Linked DNA regions of Homo sapiens: region 2 is linked to region 1. Evidence: chromatin contacts called from ENCODE Hi-C or POLR2A ChIA-PET data. All regions are on one chromosome and are shown on one strand. The core of a region is the stretch at or near the end of the contact, and the rest is flanking DNA. Distances in the headings are between cores, read along the strand shown. Region 1 overlaps LOC102723834 (a long non-coding RNA gene). Region 2 overlaps EPHX1 (epoxide hydrolase 1).

Region 1 (5,250 bases), core at 1,206-3,705:
TGGAGTTGGAGAGAAAGGGAGAATTCCCACACTTTGGCAATATGAAAGGACTATTCTGTAATCCTATTTTCAGGACAGTTTTCCTTCCTTTTAAAAATCCAGGTTGGCTGGGCTTGGTGGCTCATGCCTGTGTAATCTCAGCACTTTGGGAGGCCGAGGTGGGCGGATCACGAGGTCAGGAGATCAAGACCATCCTGGCTAACACTGTGAAACCCCGTCTCTACTAAAAAATACAAAAAATTAGCCGGGCGTGGTGGCGGGTGCCTGTAGTCCCAGCTGCTCGGGAGGCTGAGGCAGGAGAATGGCATGAACTCGGGAGGCGGAACTTGCAGTGAGCCGAGATCGTGCCATTGCACTCCAGACTGGGTGACAGAGTGAGACTCCGTCTCAAAAAAAAAAAATCTGCCTGTAATCCCATCACTCTGGGAGGCCGAGGTGGGTGGATCATGAGGTCAGGAGTTCAAGACCAGCCTGGCCAAGATGGTGAAACCCCATCCTACTAAAAATACAAAAAAATTAGCCAGGTGTGGTGGTGGGCGCCTGTAATCCCAGCTGAGGCACAGAATTGCTTGAACCCAGGAGGCAGAGCTGGCAGTGAGCCAAGATCACACCACTGCACTCCAGCCTGGGTGAAAAAGCGAGACTCCATCTCAAAAAAAAACAAAAAAAATTTTCAGATAAATTTCTCATCAGAATAGAATTCTATACCTGGGGCCCTTTGAATACTGTTTTGAATGTTGAACTTCATTTGAGGTGAAATAATGATGCTAACTCACATTTATTAAGCATTTACAATATGTCTTGCACCCCTGCAGGCACTTTATATCTATTTAATTTAATCATATAATGCTTATCTCTAATACCAAGGTTACATACTAGTGAGTGCCAAAGGTGGAATCCAACTCACCTTTTTCTTTTCTTTTCTCTTTTTTTTCCTTTTTTTTTTTTTTTTTCGATGGTGTCTCACTCTGCCACCCAGGCTGGAGTGCAGTGGCATGAGTTTGGTTCACTGCAATGTTTGCCTCTTGGGTTCAAGCGACTCTCTTGCCTCAGCCTCCCAAGTAGCTGGGATTATAGGTGTGTGCCACCAGGCCCAGCTAATTTTTGTATTTTTAGTAGAGACGAGGTATCACCATGTTGGCCAGGCTGGTCTTGAACTACTGACCTCAAGGGATCCGCCTGCCTCAGCCTCTCAAAATTCTGGGATTACAGGTGTGAGCCACTGTGTCTGGCCTAACACCTTTTTCTTTATAGAAAGCTGCCTGGTTTTTGAAGGAAGTCTTGAAACAATTTTTTTCTTCTTAAAAGTACTTTATAAAGTCTTTTGATTATAAAAATAATGTATGCTTATAATAGAAATTTTGGAAAATGCAAAATGTGTAAAGAAGTAGTAATTCTACTACTCCACATGTAACTGCTGTTAATATTTTAAATTCTCCTAAGGTATTTTTCTGCACATTTATTGATAATATTTCTTTTTTCTCCAAATTGTGATCTTAAAACTTTTAGACTTTCCAAAGATTTTGTAAACTTCTTTGAAATACCAGGAAGCCCATCTAACCCAGTGCAGCAAGTATGGACTTTTGAAGTTCAAACATAGTTTGGAAAATTGACCACACGGTTTCCAAGAGGAAACTAAAATTGGCAAAATGCCCTTTTCCACCCTGATAGGGGCTTTAAATGCCTAACCATTTGTTTTGCTGGCAGCAGGACCATTTTTTAGTGGCAACCAATGACTATTAGTGCCAATAAAAGTTCTTAAACCCCTCACAGCATTAATCATGCTCCAGATGTTACAAAAGTTGAGTGACCGAAAATGTACATACATTGAAGTCTTCAGCTGCTGCCTCAAGGTCATGGGGATTTCAGCTTCATTCTCTTAATTCAGAGTTAAGCCAGACCCCATCAGTGAGATTTCAGCCTCATTATAAACCACAGAGGCTTCATTTTGCATATATTTCAGCATTTTATATTTTCCTTTGGCCACTCTCATAGTGTATGTGTTCCTTTAAAACATCTCCTCTTTGATGAATAGTCCTTCCTGGGGCCCTTTTGTAGGCATGAGAGATTATACTCTGTTTTGATTCTATCTTTGCCCCTGAGATACCAACCAGTAGCATTCTTCCCACTTTGTCTGATCAAATGGAATTATTTTTAGAAGAAGCTGCTGTGTTTGAAAGACAGCTTATAATCTTAAAAAAGCCCTTTACATTGCAGACATATGGGCTTCTTGACAGTGTGTGTCTAGAATTGCAATGTTTTCTCTGCCCAGAGGACTACCTTTGAATTCACCCTTTCTGCTTGTGTGTGTCTGTAAAGATAAATGAATTGCTTTGGCACTGAATATAGTAACTGTAGCGTGCATCATTTCTGACAACTACTTCCTGAACTTCTTCCCTGAGTTTTGTACCAACTGTTCTCATTGGTTCTCCGCAGAGCTCGTGGCACAGAGGAAAATGGACATAAGGTAGCGGTAACAGGCTGGCGACTGTGGCTTTTACACATTGCTTCACACAACCCTGTCCAGGAGTTTTACACACTCACTAAACAAACAGAAGACACCATCCAATTCACTGGAGCCCCGTTGGATAAATACGGAAAGAATGTGGGAGCTATGTCATGAACCACAATGGTTTTGTGTTCTGTGTAATTTGAAGACGAGATTCCTTTGCTGTGTGTCACCTCCCATATTACCACTGTCGCCCAACATTTCATAACCATCAACTCTTTGCCAGTGCCCACATGCAAAGATGGGTTTGTATTAAAAAATAAATGAGAACAGCACATTCTGATGTGGTGTAGTATATCAGCATTTTCCATGAAACCTCGTCTCCGGCCTTCCCCTTTTAGGAAACAAAGGACCCGTGACAGAGCCTACTTATCCCGTTACAGCTCCTGGTGAGAAGGGCGAAGCCATGTCAGAAATAATAGAAAAGGCTTTTTCCTTTGAAATATCTAAACGTTCAAAGATGGGAACAGCCGCAGGGGGGAGAATACTGTGCTATGCAAGTTGATCTGATTTTGTGGACCATCCATTTCCAATTGGGAAGCTCACTTACTTTCAACTTGAAGCATCAGAAAACCAGACTTACAGCAGCTTCAGCCTATAGGGGTTTATTTTTCTCATGTAACAAGAAGAACAGAAGTGGACAGAGGCCGAGTTCTCAAGGACTCAGTTTCTTTCTGTCCCACCAACCTTACCATGTTGGATTGTCATCTTTGTGCTTGTTGCCTCATGATGGCAAGATGGCTGCAGCACCTCTGGGACTCACGACTGATTTTTAAGGTAGGAAGAAGGGGACAGGACTGTACTAGCCAGATGGCTTCCTTTCATCTGGAAAGCAAAAGGTTTCCCTGAATCCTCAGCAGATTTCTGCTGTCTTCCCATTGGCCAGAACTGTGTCACATGGTCACTTTTAATAGGTTTAAAAATGAGTTTTTCTTGGGAATATTGCTGGCTTGAACTAAATTGTGGTTCTGTTAGTGCAAAAAAGAGGAGTGGGTGGAGTTTGGTCACATACCTCACACAGCCGCTCTTCTTAAGATGCTACTTAGAGGATGGTAGGGACTGAGAGGAGGAGGCAGAAGGAGCATAGCGACCTCTTTGGAGATGTAAGTGACTGTCTACATCATGTGTTTGTAGAGCCATGGGAATCAAAAATAACTCTTGCGATAGATTAGCAGCCCCAAACTTTTTGTTCACATGCGAAAATCTCTGTAATGAATTGTTAGTTCCGTGTTACAATTATTATGAAAATCTGCTGTGTTTAAATTATTGGGAAAGTAAAAGTATGATTTTTAAAAGGTAAATCTGACCATTTTGCCCACCCCTGGCTTAAAATCCTTCAGGAGATTTCCATAGCTCTTGAGATAAAATGCACCATCCTTGGCATGGGCTCTAGAGACCTACAGGACACTATTTTAGCAGCCTCCTGTGTGTCTGTCTGCTCCAGGGCTCTCTCTCTGTCCCTCCTTTTCCCTAGAACCCTCTTTCCCCATTTGGGGCCTTGCAGCCCCTGCTTATTCTTCAGCTCTAAGATGAAGGGTTCCTTAGAGAAGCATTCCTTTACCCATCAGCCTGGCTTTGGGCACCCCAATAGGAGCGCTGAGTATTCTGATCGTCTCTTTAGCATTAATTTTTAATTTTTATTTATTTTATTTTATTTTTGAGACAGAATTTCACTTTTGTTGCCCAGGCTGGAGTGCAGTGGCACGATCTCAGCTCACTGCAACCTCCGCCTCCCGGGTTCAAGCAATTCTCTGCCTCAGCCTCCCGAGTAGCTGGGATTACAGGTGCCCGCCACCATGCCAGGCTAATTTTTTTGTATTTTTAGTAGAGATGGAGTTTCACCATGTTGGCCAGGCTGGTCTTGAACTCCTGACGTCAGGTGATCCACCTGCTTTGGCCTCGCAAAGTGCTGGGATTACAGGCATGAGCCACCATGCCCAGTGGTATTTATTTTTATAATTAATTATAAAAAATAATTAATTCTCAGTAAATTGTTTCAATTCTGCTTTCCCTGCTAGAATGTTAACTTTATGAAGGCCCCGTTGTTCTTTTTTCCTACTTGATTTGTAGCACCTAGTTGGGTGCCTGCTATGTAGTAAGCACTTAAAAAAATGTGTATTGAATGAATGAAATGAAATTTTAAAAGTATGAAGCTGCTTTGTTGATACCACATATTGGTGCCCATCAAAATACTGTCCTCGAACTGGTGTTGGCCTGCAAACTCTTCACTATTCATCTACAACAAGATAAGTCAGAAATTGAGAGGATTTAGAAACTCTTATAACAATTATCAAATTGTATGCAATGATTAGGAGATTTTTTCTTTTTTGAGACAGGGTCCTGCTCTGTCACCCAGGCTGGGGTGCAGTGGCACGATCAAAGCTCACTGCAATCTTGAACTCCTGGGCTCAAGTGATCCTCTTGCCTCATCCTTCTGAATAGCAGCTGGGACTATAGGTGTGAGCCACCACATCCAGCTAATTCTTTTTTTTTTTTTTTAAGAGATGGGGGTCTCATGTTGCCCAGGCTGGTCTTGAACTCCTGGGCTCAAAGGATTCTCCCACCTCAGCCTCCCAAAATGCTGGATTTACAAGTGTAAGCCATTGTGCCTAGCCAGATTTTTTTTTTTTTTTTAAGATGGAGTTTTGCCCTTGTCGCCCAGGCTGGAGTGCAATAGCACAATCTCAGCTCACTGCAGCCACCGCCTCCCGGGTTCAAGCAATTCTCCTGCTTCAGCCTCC
Region 2 (5,250 bases), core at 1,907-4,406, 110 kb after region 1:
GGGCTGCGGTCGGCCCGCAGGGGTGCAGAGGGACTTGTAGTTGGTCCGCCCCCAGCTCCTGCCCCGGCCAGGAGACTGCGCGTGCCGCCTACTGGGGGAAGGAGCCTGCAGGCGACCGCGGACTTCTCGCAGGGAATTCCGCGTCCCAGACTGTGGGCGGACGCCGCAGGGAGGGAGGCTCGCGACCCCGAGAGCGCACCGCGTCCCCTGGCCTGGGCGAGCTCTGCTTCCAGGGCCGTGGCTCGCTCGGCGGTGAAATGCACTTAATTTGTCACCCAAGTCGGAACACTGATTTTCATGCGCGTCCGTGTGAAGAGACCACCAAACAGGCTTTGTGTGAGCAACATGGCTGTTTATTTCACCTGGGTGCAGGCGGGCTGAGTCCGAAAAGAGTCAGCCAAGGGAGATAGGGGTGGGGCCGTTTTATAGGATTTGGGTAGGTAAAGGAAAATTACAGTCAAAGGGGGGTTCTCTGGCGGGCAGAGTGGGGGGGGTCACAAGGTGCTCAGTAGGGGAGCTTTTGAGCCAGGATGAGCCAGGAGAAGGAATTTCACAAGACAATGTCATCAGTTAAGGCAGGAACAGGTCATTTTCACTTTTGTGGTGGAATGACATCAGTTAAGGCAGGAACCGGCCATCTGGATGTGTAGGTGCAGGCCACAGGGGATATGATGGCTTAGCTTCGGCTCAGAGGCCTGACACTGATCACACCTTTTAGTTGAAATGCGCTTTCATCTCCATCTGCTGCCGCAGCCGCCGCCCGGCACCCCCTCGCTCTGGTCTCGGGATTGAAGGCCAGCCCTCTCCTCTTGTAGAACAGGAAACTTGCCCGGGAGTTCACCTTGTAGTTGAAGCCAGGGAATGTGGTCAACCTGAGCAAAAGCGCCGCGGAGACCGAGTGGCCGCCTGCCTCCCTCCCTGGCAGATGTCGGTTTTCTCTGAGCTTCTGGCTCCTTCCTTGCCCTGGCGGCTCCCGAGATCTTGGAGGTGGGGTGCCTAGCAATGTTGTAATCCTAATTTTGACTTTTTTTTCTTAAAGTTGAATGCCCCCTCCATAGCCCACCTCCCATTGTTTAAACTTCAGGTTCCGCAAAGCCTGGATCCGCCCCTACAGGCAACACTCGTTGTCCTGGAAGTTCTGTGAGGGCTCAGCTTGTGGCTGGAGGTGGGAGGTGAGGGGGACCCATGCACTTGGCAGGCCCGCTTCCAGGACAGCCCTTTGCTGGGATTGATGAGCTGTTGGTGGAAAATTGTTGAGGACCTTGGGGTTGGTGGCTGTTTCGGTACCACTGTGCAGCCTCCTCTGCATCCAGCATAATTTAAAATAAACATTTTCAGGAAGCCACACTTCTCCAGAAAGTAACATTGTTTTCTGGTGTAACGGTTGCCTCCTTCAGGGAGCTAGGTTTGGGGGATAATAGGGGGCCTTTCACTGGCCCCACTTGGTCTGACTTAGCAGCAAAAACTCTGCGAGTGCTCTCCAAGCAGTTTTTCTTTCCCAAATTTCCACACCTAGGAGGCGCTGAGGAGGCATGGGCGGTACTTAGGAACTGCTCACTGTGGAACTGAGGCACAGCGGGGAGCATGCCCTCGTGGGATTTGCAGTTCTAGGGGCAGAGGGATAATAAACAAAATACATTTGTAAACTATAAAGTATGTTAGAAGATGATGTGTAATATGGAGATAAATAAAACTTTAAAGAGGGGAGAGGAGTGCCAGGTGGAAAGGGAAGGCCTCACTGAAGGGTGGCACTGGCATAGACCTGAAGAGTTAGGGAGCAGCCAAGCTGCTGCCTGGGGTGCAGGTGCAAAGGCTGGGGGCAGGAGTGTGCCCAGCTTGAATGGCCTGATGTTTGTGTTTGCAGAGTGTGGGTCAAGCTGATGAGTGACCTACTGGATAAACTGAACTAGCTCAGTCTGTAAGTGAGGGGACTCCTGAGCTTTCTGCGGCCTTCTTCCCAATTCCAGGAAAGGAAGGACCTTCCACAGAAAATAACTACTCAGCAAGACAGCCAGGGTGAACCTCAGCACCATCTGTGACAAGCCACATGCTCTCTGCGTGATGCCTCCTGCCTCTCAGCTGTGCCTGAAGCACACTAGCTGGCATGGACTTACGCGGCTGGGAACATCTTCAGGAAGCCCTGAATGAGGGCTCTGTGGGCAGAGGGACCTTTGCAGAAAGGGCATCTTGACCACTGCAGGAGGTGGAGTGACTCTCCTGGGGTGTCCTGGTTCCTGCCTGATGTCTTAAGCATAACTGGCATTTTCAGGGAGCCCAGGTTCACCAATGCACAGTGCCCCTCCTGTCGACCTGATACCCAGGCTTGGTGATTGCTCACCTGGCACCTTGATTCCCGTTCTGGTATCTTGGCCCAGGCCCAGACATGTGAAAGCAGGGGCTACCGAGATTCATTTCTCAGTTCTTACGCCAAGAGGTTCAACCACATGGATCACAGCTGGGTGTACCAAATAAGGGAGGACCAAGCATGAGCTGGTCACCCCTGCTGAAGAAGTAGCTCGAAGCCCACCCACTCGGGGACAGAGTGGGCACAGATGGGATAGACAGATAGTGATTCGAGGGGTGCCTAGGATCTCATACTGAAAACCCACCTCTGCTAGGGCCATAAATCCCATCAACAGCAATTCATTCCTTTGAGAGGTAATACAGTGATGTGGGAAGAGGATTGGGCTGGAAAAAAGACTTGGCTCATGTCCCAGCTCTGCCATTAATGTGTCCCCTCTCTGGACCTCATCTGTAAAATGAGGTTAGGCTCAGCGATCTGCAGGCCTTCTTGCAGCTCTGCTATGTGATGATTCTGTGGCAAAGTCTGAAGGGATTTCAGGAAAGGAATGTGTAGGAGGGAAACAGTAAGTTTTGAAGGGACTCAGTGGGCCCTGTAGCCTCTGCTGGGTCCAGTGAAGACACTTCAACTAGAGTGAAGGCCCTGGCCACAGGGTAGGGGAGGCAAAATCTTAAGAGTTCAAGAGCCCTGAGTCAAGGCAGGAGGGTCACTGCCCAGCCCAGCTGGCCCCCTGGGCTGCCTGTGTGTGGTTCTTGACCCAGACCTAGTGGCTTAGGAGCAGAGTCTCCAAGGGGCTGTGGGATAAGGTGGGGATTGCAGGAGGGAGAAGGCACCCCAGCAGTTCCCCCGTTAGGGGACCAAAGCGTTGCCAAGGATCCAGCCACACCCCTCTCCTGAGGAGGGAGGAGCTGGTGGGCGCTCCAGGAAGAGCTTCCTCTCAACAAGGAGAAAACTGCGCAATCCAATCCTCCGTTATATAACTGAGCACACGATTGTGCAAACCAAGCTCACACTGAGCAGCCTCCCCTATTGTCAAGGTTTATTTACTTTCCCAGGGGAAGTCATAGTTCATCCTTTCTCAGCAGAAAGCAGCCATTTGACTGCCACAGCCTGACCTACGGCATTCCAGGAGATGGGTTCAGAGACCTGGTGTGGAGTCCTCATGCCCACCCGCCCTGCTGTCTGTGTCTTTCCGTCTGTTGCCTGGTGGGTGGGTGTGGTTTAGTGCATGGTCCAGCCCCCGCACAGCCACACCCATTAGGCTCTCCAAGGCCTAACTGAGCAAGCTTGCAGAAGAGGGGAAAGTGTTCTTTTCTCTGAGGAGTTAAAGAGACTTCTGGAAAATTCTCCAGCTACTCCACAAACTAGGATCACAGGCCTTGTTCTTAGGTCGGGAGCAGGAGTTTTTGCTGCCTTTAGCATTTGGGAAGTTTGATGAATAGAGACTGAATTTGAATGTCTTTTTGGTACTTAAGAGCTGGATTAACTACTTCACATATCTGAGCTTCATTTTTAATTCTTTTTAAAACAGAAAAAGTGGCTGGGCAAGATGGCGCACACCTGTAATCCCAGCATTTTGGGAAGCTGAGGTGGGTGGATCACTTGAGCCCAGGAGTTCTGAGACCAGCCTGGGCAACAAAGTGAGACCTCGTCTCTATAAAGAATAAATTAGCTGGGAGTGGTGGAGCACACCTGTAATCCCAGCACTTTAGGAAGCTGAGGCAGGAGGATCTCTTGAGCCCAAGAGTTCAAGACCACCCTGGGCAACATAGCGAGACCCTGTCTCAAATAATTTTTAAAAAGAAAAACTACCTCTTCTTAAGATGGTTGTAGTATGGGAGATGGTGTGTTTAAGTCTTCCCACCCCAGTGTCACAGCTCAGGGCTTCTCTAGCCTTCCTCACAGCGGTTGGGGGTGCCCAGACACATCCTGAAGTCTAGGCCGTGTTCTGAGTGTCTCTGCCACGGGCCCGCCTGGCTGGCTTTAGTCCAGGAGCAGCCTGGACTGTGACTCTTGAAGGCTGTGGGAGGCTGGTGACCGGGAGCAGGAGGTCTCAGTGCATCCCTGAAGGGTCAGAGAGCCATGCCGTGAGAGGCCAGGAGCAGGCAGCCATTGGCCCTCCAGCCCTCACCAAAGGCCACCACCTCAGCTTGTCCTCTGGCAACTCAGCCTGGGAATTTGCTTTCCCTGTGGAACGAGAGACACTGGCCGCATTGAGGGGTGACTTTCCGGTCCTACAAAATTGTAGCCCTCTTTCTGCTAGAACTGGTGAGACTTGGCTAATTTCGGAGAGACTTTAGGAAAGTAAGAGAAATACATTGGTCCCAGTGCCAAGCCCCAAGGCCATCTTTCCAGGTATGGGTATATCCTGCAGTGATAAGAGAAGACTGACTCTTACCAGCTCTTTGGGGGAAATGAATATACTTTCCCACGTTCCAGTTTTTCTGGCTGTGGCAGGACCTGTTTGCTGCCAAGTTGTTCCTGTGGGGAAACAGCAGTGGGCCCAGCAAATGTAGCCACCAGGTCGGGGCACAGCCACCAGGTGGAAGAAGCAACCCTGCCCTCTTCCGGTTCCATGTGTGCCTCACTGAGGCAGGACTTCCAGACCCTACCAGGAAGGCTGCTATCCGGGTCATAGTGATACCCTGTCAGGACATCGTTGTTTTTGTCTTGTTTTTTTTTGAGACAGGGTCTGGCTCTGTTGTCCAGGCTGGAGTGCAGTGGCGCCATCTCAGCTGTCTGCAAACTCCGCCCCACCAGGCTCAAGCCATCCTCAGCCTCCCAAGTAGCTGGGATTACAGGCGTGCACCACCATGCCCAGCTAATTTTCTTTTTTTTTTTTTTTTTTTTTTGTAGAGACAAGGTTTCACTGTGTTGCCCAGGCTGGTCTTGAACTCCTGGGCTCAAGCGATCCACCTGCCTCAGCCTCCCAAAGTACTGGGATTACA

Evidence for each region. A loop is a pair of places that touch in the nucleus more often than their neighbours do. ChIA-PET counts read pairs that join two places held with the same protein, here RNA polymerase II (POLR2A). Pooled maps may share reads with other maps.
Region 2: a map of PC-9 shows a loop between it and region 1 (11-fold over the local background). The contact joins two enhancer-like sites. A Hi-C loop is called at or near these places in 2 of 168 maps with a recorded cell type or tissue (PC-9 and ascending aorta) and 3 of 50 pooled maps. POLR2A ChIA-PET finds 5 or more read pairs at or near these places in 5 of 52 experiments (BJ, CD4-positive, alpha-beta T cell, MCF 10A and 2 more).

Annotation. Positions count from the first base shown.
Region 1 is chr1:225,697,821-225,703,070 of GRCh38, forward strand. LOC102723834 (a long non-coding RNA gene) reads left to right here. Exons shown (of 4, transcript XR_426933.4): 2 at 2,437-3,286. Among named protein-coding and RNA genes, the nearest start is that of ENAH, 47 kb to the left of the region's middle. RefSeq lists an enhancer at 1,936-3,135. Within about 2 kb of position 2,456, at least 11 of the 41 ENCODE cell types and tissues checked have a DNase peak (open chromatin) inside an H3K27ac peak, as active enhancers do; they include PC-9 and ascending aorta, where a contact is called at or near this core.
Region 2 is chr1:225,810,280-225,815,529 of GRCh38, forward strand. The region is part of intron 1 of EPHX1 (epoxide hydrolase 1); the gene reads left to right. Among named protein-coding and RNA genes, the nearest start is that of EPHX1, 2.8 kb to the left of the region's middle. RefSeq lists a silencer at 1-22. Within about 2 kb of position 3,157, at least 26 of the 41 ENCODE cell types and tissues checked have a DNase peak (open chromatin) inside an H3K27ac peak, as active enhancers do; they include PC-9 and ascending aorta, where a contact is called at or near this core.